Regions from separate parts of the Homo sapiens genome. Here all the other regions are linked to region 2. The links are chromatin contacts, found by Hi-C or POLR2A ChIA-PET in ENCODE. All regions are on one chromosome and are shown on one strand. The core of a region is the stretch at or near the end of the contact, and the rest is flanking DNA. Distances in the headings are between cores, read along the strand shown.

Region 1 (3,683 bases), core at 1,111-3,610, 120 kb before region 2:
GTAAAAGTCTTAGGAAAACAGCCTGTGCACACCCAGCAAAAGTGTAGGGCCCACTGCAGACTGGCTCTAATTATGTGGGAAAGTCGTTTAATCTTAGAGCCACAACGCTTTGAGATTAAGTGATTTGCTCAAAGGCTAAATGGAAATAGTACCACTTATTTCAAAGTAGGGCTGGGATTCAAAGGAGGTACAGCTCTTGAACTAGAGTTTTCTGTCTCCATTGGTGATAAGCCTTGTTTAGAGATGACCAAAGACTGGCACTCTTTTTCATAAAAGCAGCTAGTTTTAGCTTCCTCCCTCAAGCTCACCCTCCTGCAGTTTGAAGGAAGTTTCCAAATAATCTTATTTAGAAAGAATAGCATTTACACTGGCCAGTTAGGATATCTTAGGACACACCAGAGTAGCAACATGAAACACCCACTTCTGGGGGAAAAAAAAGTGTTATAATTTGAAATAAAAAAAAAATACAAGTCTTGGGAAATTAGAGACCAATGTGATAGAAATCTGGAGGGACTTTTCACAAATGCCGACTTCTGGTTTGTGCCTTTCCCATATTTTATTAAATTCGTGTTTTATTTTAAAAAATTACAGCAACATTATCAAAGACAACATATGTACAAACATTTTACAAAAAAGAACATTACCAATATCAGTGGCAGTAAGGGCAAGCTGAAGAATAAATAGACTGAGTTTCCGGGCAATGTCTGTCCTCAAAGACATCCAAACTGCGTTCAGGCAGCTGAAACAGGCTTCTTTCCCAGTGACAAGCATATGTGGTCAGTAATACAAACGATGGTAAATGAGGCTACTACATAGGCCCAGTTAACAAACTCCTCTTCTCCTCGGGTAGGCCATGATACAAGTGGAACTCATCAAATAATTTAAACCCAAGGCGATAACAACGCTATTTCCCATCTAAACTCATTTAAGCCTTCACAATGTCGCAATGGATTCAGTTACTTGCAAACGATCCCGGGTTGTCATACAGATACTTGTTTTTTACACATAACGCTATGCCATCCCTTCCTTCACTGCCCCAGTCAGGTTTCCTGTTGTTGGACCGAAAGGGGATACATTTTAGAAATGCTTCCTTCAAGACAGAAGTGAGAAAGAAAGGAGACCCTGAGGCCAGGATCTATTAAACCTGGTGTGTGCGCAAAAGGGAGGGGGAAGGCAGGAATTTGAAAGGATAAACGTCTCCTTTGCGCCGAGGAATCAGGAAGCGTGACTCACTTGGGTCTGGGACGATACCGAAATCCGGTACCCCACCCCATCCCCTGCCCCGCCGGGTACCTACAAGCTCGGTTCCTTTCTCAACTCCCCCAGTTCCTTGATCTCCACCTTCTTGTACTTCCCCGACTTTCTCCGGTTGGTGATCACCAGGACGGCCATGCCGGCGACGAGGGCCACCACGACCACCACGATGACGGCGATGAGGCCGGCGGTGAGGCGCTTCATGGAGAACTTCGGGGGAATCTCGTCCAGGTAATAGATGAGCGTGCGCTCCACCTGCAGGGGTTCTCCGCGCACGCGCAAGTCCAGGCCGCCGCGGCCCTGGAATAGAGACTCGCCCTTGATGTCCCTCTCGAAGTAGTAGGCGGCATCGCCGATATCCACGTCACCGGCGGCCTTCTGAGACGTGTTCTGCCGCAGCTCGATCTGGATGGTGGGCTGCTCGTAGTGCACGGCCGCCACGAACTTGGGGTGCAGCCGATAGCGCTCGCGGAAGAGCCGCCTCAGCTCGGCGTCCAGGTCTGAGTGGTTGAAGGCGCCGGCGGTGGGGCGGTGGCGCAGGTCAATGAGGATGTGGTGGGTGCGCACCAGCTCATCGCAGCGTAGGCTCAGGTCGCCCTTGTCCGTGCGGCGCACGCCCACCGAGTTCACGCACCAGCACACCGACGTCTGGTTGCACTGGCGCGCCTTGAAGCGGCCCTCGGGGTCGCAGTCGGGGTCGTAGAGGCCATCGTTGTCCACGAGCGCGTGCTCACTCGGCCGCACCAGCGTGCGGGCGTTCTTGGGGGCGCTCATGCGCGCCTTGAGCAGCAGACACTTGGAGGTCAGCGTGGAGCAGTCGACCGCCATGCCCGAGCCCAGCGCGCGGCACTGGCAGCGGCCGCCGGGGCCGTCGGGGCTGCACACGGTCATCTTGTTGGTGGGACACGTGCAGTTGTCCTGCGCGGCCGTGTGGCCGGTCACCGCCGCCAGCACCAGCAGCAGCAGCGGCAGCCGCAGCGGTGGCGGCGCGAGGCCGGGGCCCCGAGCCATGGTGGGGCGGAGGAACGCGGACCGGACGCGGGCGGATGAGGCGCGGGGACTCGTCGGGGCTCGGGCTCCGGCGTCTGGGATGGTCTGCAGGCGTCTGCCGCCCGGCCGCTCCCTCCGGCTCTTATACTCTACCCGACCTGCCCGGCTGGTTCCACCACCGACCGTCCCCACTGGTATTTGGGTGACACATCCCGCCCCCCTCCCCGTCCCACGGAAGGCCAAGCCGGCCCTGCGCCGCCCGCGATAGGATCAGAACAGGGAAGCTGCTCCCGCCTCCTCCGGACCGAAAGCCGGGAAGGGGAGAACCGATACTCACCTGTAGGCTTCTGGGGACCCGCCCTCGGCGCGGCCTCCTGCTACAGACCTGGCGCGTCTGGGCCGCTCTCCCGGCAGAAAGTCTAAAGAGTTTCATTGCAAAGTGTGGCTCGCGACTGTCGCGCTCTCCTCTATACGCGACTCCCTTTTCGTTCTTTCCCAGCCCCAGCCCTCCCTTAATTTCTCTCACTCCCTCTCTTCTTTGTCCAGTTCTCACAGTAGCACACGTTTATATAGTTTACAGTTCACAAACATTATCTCATCCTAACACCAGTCCTGACAGGTAGGGACTATCAGACCCGTTTTATAGGTGGTACTGATGAGGCTTAAAGACCTGAAGTCACACTGCTATCAACTTCCTCATATTTCTGAGAGGGGTCTTTGGCACCCTGCCTAGGAGTGATGAGACCTTAAATAAAGTGTTTGTGGACACGAAGTGACACAGAATCTGAAGGGAAGTTAGGGAAGCAGTTCTGTTACTCACCATATCAAGGGTAAAACACAGGTATCCTGGTGTCCAGAGGGTTAAAAGTTCTGTTAAACACTAATTTTCTGTACCTCACACAAGCGCACACACACAGGCACACACGCACATAATATTTATTTGTGCACTGGCTATAAAGAGACAAACAGGAACAAATTCTTAAAGAGCCAGCAAGACTGTAAAGAGTTTTTTGTACAATTTGATTCTAACACAGCAAATCGTTGCTTTTCTTTTCCTGTATCCCACGTAAGTAGCTGAACCATGTAAATAATGAAAGAATGGAGCCTGTGAGAAATTGCTTGTCTGCCACTGTGTGGCTAGTTTCATGGCATACAGGGGTTGCAATCTCTTTTTGAGTCATTGAGAAAGTCTAGAGTTTCAAAGCTGTGGTAAAATTAACAATAATTAGCAAGCTATAATTATTCCCAGGTCCTCCATCAAAGCACATTTTATATGTTCAGCATTTAATGTGCACCACCAGTCGTGCAAGGGTGTTGTTTAGCAGATGAAAGCCAGCTGGGCCTCTGTCCCATTAATTTTCACGCAATTCCTGAGGCAGGAAGATTGAAATATATTCTGCCTTGACAGACAGAGGAAGCAGAGACATGTGAGGGACAAT
Region 2 (3,683 bases), core at 912-3,411:
TCAATACCATCTTCTAACTTTGACATCTAGCACTTACCAAGTGCTTAAAAGTGTCTATTAAATTAATTCTCAACGGTTTCACAGATGCTATAATATCAACTGTAACTACATACTTCAGAGAGTACCATCACACTAAATTCCATACGGTTGGAGCTCCAACACCACTGGACACTATTTATCAGACTATATATATATATATATATTTTTTTTTTTTTTTTGAGACAGAGTCTCGCTCTGTTGCCCAGGCTGGAGTGCGGTGGCGTGATCTCCGCTCACTGCAAGCTCTGCCTCCCGGGTTCACGCCATTCTCCTGCCTCAGCCTCCCAAGTACCTGGGACTACAGGCGCCCACCACCACGCCCAGCTAATTTTTTGTATTTTTAGTAGAGATGGGGTTTCACCGTGTTAGCCAGGATGGTCTCGATCTCCTGACCTCGTGATCTGCCCGCCTCGGTCTCCCAAAGTGCTGGGATTACAGGCGTGAGCCACCATGCCTGGCCCAGAATATAATATTAATGATACTCCTTGGGGTTGTATAAGACAATAATTGTAACCATCATCAGGAACCAATAACCTTTGTAATCCTGCTTGTTACCACAAGTGCCACCAGTAGACCTAGGCCTCAACTAAAATAGGAAGAAAGAGAAAAGGGGAAAAATGAAACACAATCAGAAAGATAAATCTATGGAAGAAGCATACAGCCAATGCCCTCAGGTGACCAATCTTCAGTGTTTCCAAGGCCAGCTCATTTCTTTCTAGACTGCAGATAAGTATCCCTGCCAACCTATTTCATTAACTTGTTGCGAAAAGTAAATTAAATCAAACATGCAAAAGCACTTGGTCAAGATTTAAACACTAAATGAATGTCAACAAGTATTGTTATTAAGGGCTCCCTACTCATCTGCAAAGCTTTGAGGGACAATGACCATATGAGTTTAATCACCCCTCACGTCTTTATAGGGCTTTAGAGTTCATGATACACTTCTAAACACACTATCTTAGTGCCTCAAGCGCTGGGTTAGTACTTCTCCCCTGTTCACAGAGGCCCTAATATTAGGCTGAACTACATGAAGTTGCCGCTTTATAGAACAAAAATGGTCTAAATATTGGCAATTTCATATGGTTCAAGCTAATACAGTTCTAAGGAAATTGTACATAATTATAAACAACATAGCTGGCTGACTTTAGAACTCAGGCTTTCTGATTCCTGGCTAGTCTAGGACTCTTCATGACTAAAAGGAGACTCATTTTTGATTCAGAAAGCAAGGAGTCAAAGGAGGTTCTGTGTCAAATCACACTGGGCTGTTTGTTCTGCTGGAACAGGTATTTTAAAAAATGTGATCCCTTACTGGATTCTCACAGTACTGTCCCCGAGGGTAACAGGATGGTAAAGAATACATTCAGAGGGCACCTACCGTATGCTAAAGCATATCTCATAATCATTTCATTTGATCCTCCCAATTACATATCATGACTCCCAGTTTAAATATGAGCAGTCTGAGGCTCAGACAAGTTAAGTGTCTTGCCCAAGGTCACATTGCTATTAACTGGTAGGGCGAGCAAATGCAGAAGGAAAACCCAGAACTGTCCAACTCTAAAACCTGGCCCATTTAAGTCAACCTGCTTCTCGGGAAGTTTTACAACTATCCCCATGTGGAAGAAGGGATGAAACGACTCGCCCAAGGTCACACGGCTAGCAAGCCATAGAACAAGAGTCCCTGACCTCAGGTCTCGTCCGTAGCCGCTCTTGTTCTAGTTACTGTCGATGAGATCCTGAAAAGGAGGGAACGGAAGAAGGAATCTAAATGTAAATCAAACGCAATGTGGTAGGCGAAATCGGTGCCCTCACAGCATCCGGCAAAAGGTGAAAGCGACCCAGGAGTACCTGAGCTCCAGGTAACCGCCCTGCCCGCTGGGCTTGGGACAAGCCGGCGGGCGAGGTGCCTCCCAGGCCAACAAGAGACCCTGGCCCAGGGGACAGTCTTCTGTTCCCTTTTCCCTTGCCGGACCTGCAGCTTTCCCAGGGCCCGCTCCTTCAATCCACTCCCCTCTCCGCCCCAGAGAGACCCGGTCTCTAAGCCTCACCCTGGCTGTGCCCCCGCCGCCGCTACCACGTCCCCTTCGATATCCACATCCGCCTCTTCAGCCGCCATGATGGGACCTGACCCCGTCCGTCCTCCCGAGAGATCCCGCGAGACGAAGATGGCCCGGGGGCAGGGCCTAACGCGTCACGGGGCGGGATTGAAGCGTCGTCCGGCCCCTCCCGTGCCGGGAGGCGGGGTTTCCAGAGCAAAGGCGCCCCCAGAGGCCTGGGGCTTGGTCCTTTCTAACTTGTTGACATGTAGAGACCTTGGGAAGTGGCCCACGCCTGAGCTTTTTTTTTTTGAGAGGGAGTTTCACTCTTGTTGCCCAGGCTTGGGTGCAATGGCGCGTATCTCAGCTCACTGCAACCTCCACCTCCCGGGTTCAAGCGATTCTCCTGCCTCAGCCTCCCAAGTAGCTGGGATTACAGGCATGCGCCACCACGCCCGGCTAATTTTTGTATTTTTAGTAGATACAGGGTTTCACCATGTTGCCCAGCTGGTCTCGAACTCCCGACCTCCCGACCTCAGGTGATCCGCCCGCCTCGGCCTCCCAAAGCTCTGAGATTACAGGCGTGAGCCACCGCGCCCGGGCCCTCCTGAGCTTCTAAGAGCTTCTGTTCTTGCACACATTCTTTGGGACCTCACTGCTCTCACTGATAAAATGGGGATAACAGCAGTATCTTTCTGGACTGATGAAAAAGTCAAGCTAGACCCGCTTTGTGAACTGAAGGTTGCATACCTGCTGGTTATTTAAGTCTCTCTCTTTGTTTTTTAAAGAAAAGGGTCGTGCAGCACTTATGTGAAGTCGTTCAGCATTTCACCTAAGTGCTGAACAACTTTTATTTTAAAATTCAACAAATATTTAAGAATATAACTTATGATTGTGTAATTTATTTTGTAGACGTCTTTGCAATTTAAAAATCACGCTCATGACCATTAATCCTTACAGTGTCCCAGTGAGGTAGGCAGAGCTAATATCACCAGTTATACTTTACAGGTGAGGTAACTGAGGCCTGGAGAGCTGAAATGACTGTCCAAGGACAGGTAGCTTCAAAGACAGAGCCAGGAGTAGAATCCAGGCTTTGTTGACCCTCTACTGAGTGCTCACCATGTAACAATCATGTTGTTAGAAATTGGAGGATAAACACCACTTCTGTCTAGTTTATAGTTTCTCAAGAAATTAGATACTGACAGCCAGATGCGGTGGCTCACACCTGTAATCCCAGCACTTTGGGAGGCCAGGGAGGGCGGATCACAAGGTCAGGAGTTCGAGACCAGCCTGACCAACATGGTGAAACCCCGTTTCTACTAAAAATACAAAAATTAGCTGGGCGTAGTGGTGGGCAACTGTAGTCCCAGCTACTCAGGAGGCTGAGGCACAAGAATCGCTTGAACCCAGGAGGCAGAGGTTGCAGTGAGCCGAGATCACGCCATTGCATTCCAGCCTGGGTGACAGAGCGGGATTCCATCTCAAAAAAAAAGAAAAGAAAAAAAAACCCTTCTGCATTCCCCTGCCTTAGCAGCTATCACTCACACCTTGTAATTTTTCATCCGTCTGCCTTCTGCACTGGACTGTGAATTCCTTAAGGACAAAGACCAC
Region 3 (4,104 bases), core at 32-2,531, 110 kb after region 2:
TTTCTAACTTGTCTCCTTGCCTCTATCTGTCCCTGTTGTTTCATTCTCCATGCAGGGCAGTCCTTCTGTAACCTGAACCAGACCTTGCTGCTCCTCTGTGCCACTCCCTCCGGTGGCTTCTCATCACCATGGCCTGCAAGGCTCTGTGTGACCTGTCTTCTGGCACTCCCTGACCTCCCTCTTAGCTCAGTCTGCTCCAGCCTCAAAGGCCTTCTGGCTGTTACTGGAACATTCAAGCACATTCTTGCTTTGGGTCTTTTATAAATATATACATCTGTCTGTGTGTATATATATATATACACACACACACACACACACACAAAAACACACACATACACACACATATATACACACACACATACACACACACACATATATAGTTCTCTCTTCCTCCAGATATCTGTAGGCTTCATCCTCTCACTTCCTTAGGCCTCTGCCCACATGGCACCATATCAGAAAGGCCTTCCCTGATGACTTAATATTAAAAAAAAAAACCCAAGCACTCCCAGTCCTCCGTTTTAGTTTTCCTCTTTTCTCTTATCAGTGGCATATTAGACACTTATTCATTTACTTATTTATTTTCTCTCTCCCCTGAGCAGCACGTGACCTCTATAAGAGCAGACTTGGTTTTGTTTTCTGCTGTGTCCCCAGAACCTGGAGCACAGTAAGTGCTCAATAAATATTTGCTGGATTTTGTGAATGTGTGTGTCCCCTTTATGAAATGGCACGGAAGAGCCTGCACTGACGCTCCAGGTGATTTGGGGCCTGAATGGGTCACTGATCAACTTTTATCTTAACCAGACCAGGGTGATGAGGAGAATTAGGTGGCTGCTCAGGGGCCCTTCACACACATACCTTTGGGACCAACGCTGTTTCGTCTGCAGCAATGGCGTGCCTGGCTTTCATGCTTGTGGTTTGTACCATAGTTGTGATGTTGTCTAGAATTCCCATGGCAGCTTTACAATATGATTAATTTTGCTCATATAGATACATATCGATTACGGATAAAGATGACTCAAGGTTTAAATTTAGCCCCACCACAACAAATTGAAAGTCACAGGTGTGCTACCTAATTGCTCCCAGACTATGAAAACAAAAGCACAATGTCTGCCAGCACTGAATCACTCTTCTCCACCCTTTTTCTCCCTTCCCTTCATGTTCTCTGTCTTAATTCTGTTCATGTCGTAAACCGTGGTAGCTTAGAAAAGTGAAAAATAACATCCGGAGTCCAAAGTTCCAGTCCTGACACCACCACTTGTTTACTGTGAGATCTCAAGCATGTTACCCCACCTCCCTGAGCTTCAGTTTCCTCTTTTGTAGAATAGACCTACTTGAAAACAGGTGCTCAATAACGTGTTGAATGAAAGATGCCTAAGTGAGACAGCATGGGTAGAATGTCTAGCCCAGGGTGAGCACTCAATAGATGCTAGTCACCGGCCATGCTAACTGATGCACCTGACTGTGCTGTCTTCATGAACTTTCTTTGGCTTTGGTTAACCATTAGGATAGGCAACCCAGCTGAAAACAGAGGATGGCTCATGACAAGGCCTTTCCTAATCAGTCTCTCACAAGGGCTTTTATGGAGGCCCTACTATGCGTACAGCAAGGTGGAAGATTCAGGGGTGGGTGGAGCATCAAGCCAGCGAGAGGCATAGTTACTGCTGCTATTGGTGCCCTGTGGCTGCTGTAACAAATGACCACAAGCTTTGTAGCTTAAAGCCACAGAAATGTATTCGCTCACAGTTCTAGAGGGCAAAGCATTTGAAATCAAAATGTTGGCAGGGCCACGCTCCCTCCAAGGGCCCTAAGGAAGAATCCACTCTCTGCCTTTTGCAGCTTCTGGCGACTCCTGGTGTTGCTTGGCTTGTGGAAGCACAGCTCCGTTCCGCGCCTCTGTCTTCACATGATCTTCCCTACTGTGTGTCTCTGTGTCTCAAATCTCCCTCACCTTTCTCTAATAAGGAAACCAATCATTGGATTTAGGGTCTACCCTAAATTCAAAATGTTTTCATCTTGAGATCCTTAACTTAATTACATCTGCAAGGACCCTATTTCTAAATAAGTTCACATTCATAAGTGTTGGGGTTTGGGGTTTAGGGTTTTGACATCTTTTTTGGGGTCCCAATTTAACCCAGCTACAGTGGCCTCCAGGAATTTCAGATTAGGGAAAGGAAGAGCACACACAGATGAACAAAAAAAGTTTCAAGTAGAGTTTGTAAGACAAATCTTATTTGAAGGTGGTTAGTAGGGGGTTGATCCATTAATTTTTTGATCCAGAAATATTCACTGAGCCCCTGCTATGCTGGGTGCTGGAGATAGAAATGAGGAAGCACAGTCTCTGCCTTCAAGGAGTTCACAGACTGCTTCAATGAACAGAGAAATGGACATTTATTGTTGAGCATGGTAGGAGCTGTGGTAGAAGTAGACCCCTGATGCGATGGGCATTAGCAGGTCTGAGTTACAACCTCGGGGCTGGTGTTCAGAGAGGGCTTTCTGCAGGAAGTATTATCCCTTCCAAGGCCTAAAGGTTGAGGGAGTAGGAGCTGGCCAGGCCCAAGCGGGAATGGTTCTAGGAAGAAGGAATGGAGGAAAGACAGGCTGGCCTGTATAGGTTCTGCACTATGTAGGGGGCTGGAGAGGTGCACAAGGGATCAGATTGAATGGGATGCTGAAAACCACAGAAAGCTATGGAGAGCCATAGAAAGACTGTAGGGAGGGGAGTGACATGACTAGATCTGTATGTTAAAAATAAAAATTGGAGAAGGTCTTTTGAGAAAAGTGATTTTCTAATAGAATTTTATTTGATCCTTTTTTTAAAAAAAGAAGCATAACATATATACAGAAATGCATACAAGTCATAAGAGGTGCATTTTGATGAATGATTACAAAGTGAATAGCCCTGTGTATATACTGCTTAGGTTTTCCAGATGTATAGGTTGTCAGAGTACAGGCAGAATAGAGGAGAGATGGCCTAATCATTTGGAATTTCTCTTCTTTGTCCTGTGGAGAAATGGCTTTCATAACAGAAAGAATATGGGATCTAGGGTAGAAAGGCTCAGTTTTGAGCTCTATATCTGGTATTTCCTTTTTGTATGATCTCAGGCAAATGGCTACACTTTCCTTATCCTCAGTTTCACTACTGAGAGTGGACTAGCTATGTCTTCTTCACTAAGATGGTGTGCAGGTAAAATAGGACAAAGCTGGTAAAAAGCTCTCTGCATTATGCAAAATAGTTGCCCATATAATTCTAAAATTCCAATCTGTCTCAGATATAGACTGCTTCACTTTATCTTCTTCCTTCTTTATATGACATTTTGACAGATGAATGAGGAGGGAAGGAGGGGAGGGAGTTTCTCTTTTTGTAATGCTTTTTTTTTTTTGGTTTTGTTTTCCATTTCAAAATGCCAGCCACATCTGGAGTGGCTCTCCTATACCCTTCTCTGTCCCTACTCTTCCTGCTCATTGCTGGCCATCTTACCCAACCAGGCCCAAAGAGGCAGGGGAAGGAGGGCGGGAATGAGGGCATGAAAAGAGCTTCGAGGTGAAAAGAAGTCCCTTCGTCTTCCTTGAGGGTCCCTGCTGTCCCCAGCTGTGCACTAGGCATTTGGGATGGAGGTGGGGGGATGTAGATGGGAAACATGCCCTTCACTTTCAGTGTGATGTCAAGTCTGTTGAGGCAAAATGAAAACAGCCTAGGCCGAGCGCGGTGGCTCACGCCTGTAATCCCAGCACTTTGAGAGGCCGAGGCGGGCGGATCACGAGGTCAGGAGATCAAGACCATCCTGGCTAACACGGTGAAACCCCCTCTCTACTAAAAATACAAAAAAAAGTTAGCCAGGCATGGTGGCAGGCACCTGTAGTCCCAGCTACTCGGGAGGCTGAGGCAGGAGAATTGCGTGAACCTGGGAGGCAGAGCTTGCAGTGAGCCGAGATCTGGCCACTGCACTCCAGCCTGGGCAAGAGAGTGAGACTACGTCTCAAAAAAAAAAAAAAAACAAAAAACAAAAAACAGCCTAATAGCAGAGCAAGACCAGCTAAGGTCAAAGTCTTAGTGTCAGAGGCAAATAGCCCCAAAGGAGGCTGGAAACAGAAGAGACCACTTCA

The links. A loop is a pair of places that touch in the nucleus more often than their neighbours do. ChIA-PET counts read pairs that join two places held with the same protein, here RNA polymerase II (POLR2A). Pooled maps may share reads with other maps.
Region 1: a loop to region 2 is called in a pooled map, with 8 times the contacts of the local background. The contact joins the promoter of TACSTD2 here to the promoter of MYSM1 in region 2. A Hi-C loop is called at or near these places in 6 of 50 pooled maps. POLR2A ChIA-PET finds 5 or more read pairs at or near these places in 5 of 52 experiments (A673, H1, MCF 10A and 2 more).
Region 3: a pooled map shows a loop between it and region 2 (2.3-fold over the local background). The contact joins the enhancer-like site here to the promoter of MYSM1 in region 2. A Hi-C loop is called at or near these places in 1 of 168 maps with a recorded cell type or tissue (naive thymus-derived CD4-positive, alpha-beta T cell), 1 of 37 single-sample maps with no recorded cell type and 11 of 50 pooled maps. POLR2A ChIA-PET finds 5 or more read pairs at or near these places in 4 of 52 experiments (BJ, H1, T-cell and 1 more).

Annotation. Positions count from the first base shown.
Region 1 is chr1:58,574,892-58,578,574 of GRCh38, forward strand. It overlaps TACSTD2 (tumor associated calcium signal transducer 2), which reads right to left and starts at 2,361. Exons shown (of 1, transcript NM_002353.3): 1 at 542-2,361. The coding sequence starts at 2,265. The coding sequence ends at 1,294. RefSeq lists enhancers at 1,129-1,824, 1,825-2,519.
Region 2 is chr1:58,697,901-58,701,583 of GRCh38, forward strand. It overlaps MYSM1 (Myb like, SWIRM and MPN domains 1), which reads right to left and starts at 2,162. Exons shown (of 20, transcript NM_001085487.3): 1 at 2,085-2,162. The coding sequence starts at 2,152. RefSeq lists enhancers at 1,657-1,716, 1,927-2,336.
Region 3 is chr1:58,804,935-58,809,038 of GRCh38, forward strand. The region is part of intron 1 of JUN-DT (JUN divergent transcript); the gene reads left to right. Among named protein-coding and RNA genes, the nearest start is that of JUN-DT, 22 kb to the left of the region's middle. RefSeq lists a silencer at 1-257. Within about 2 kb of position 1,282, at least 7 of the 41 ENCODE cell types and tissues checked have a DNase peak (open chromatin) inside an H3K27ac peak, as active enhancers do.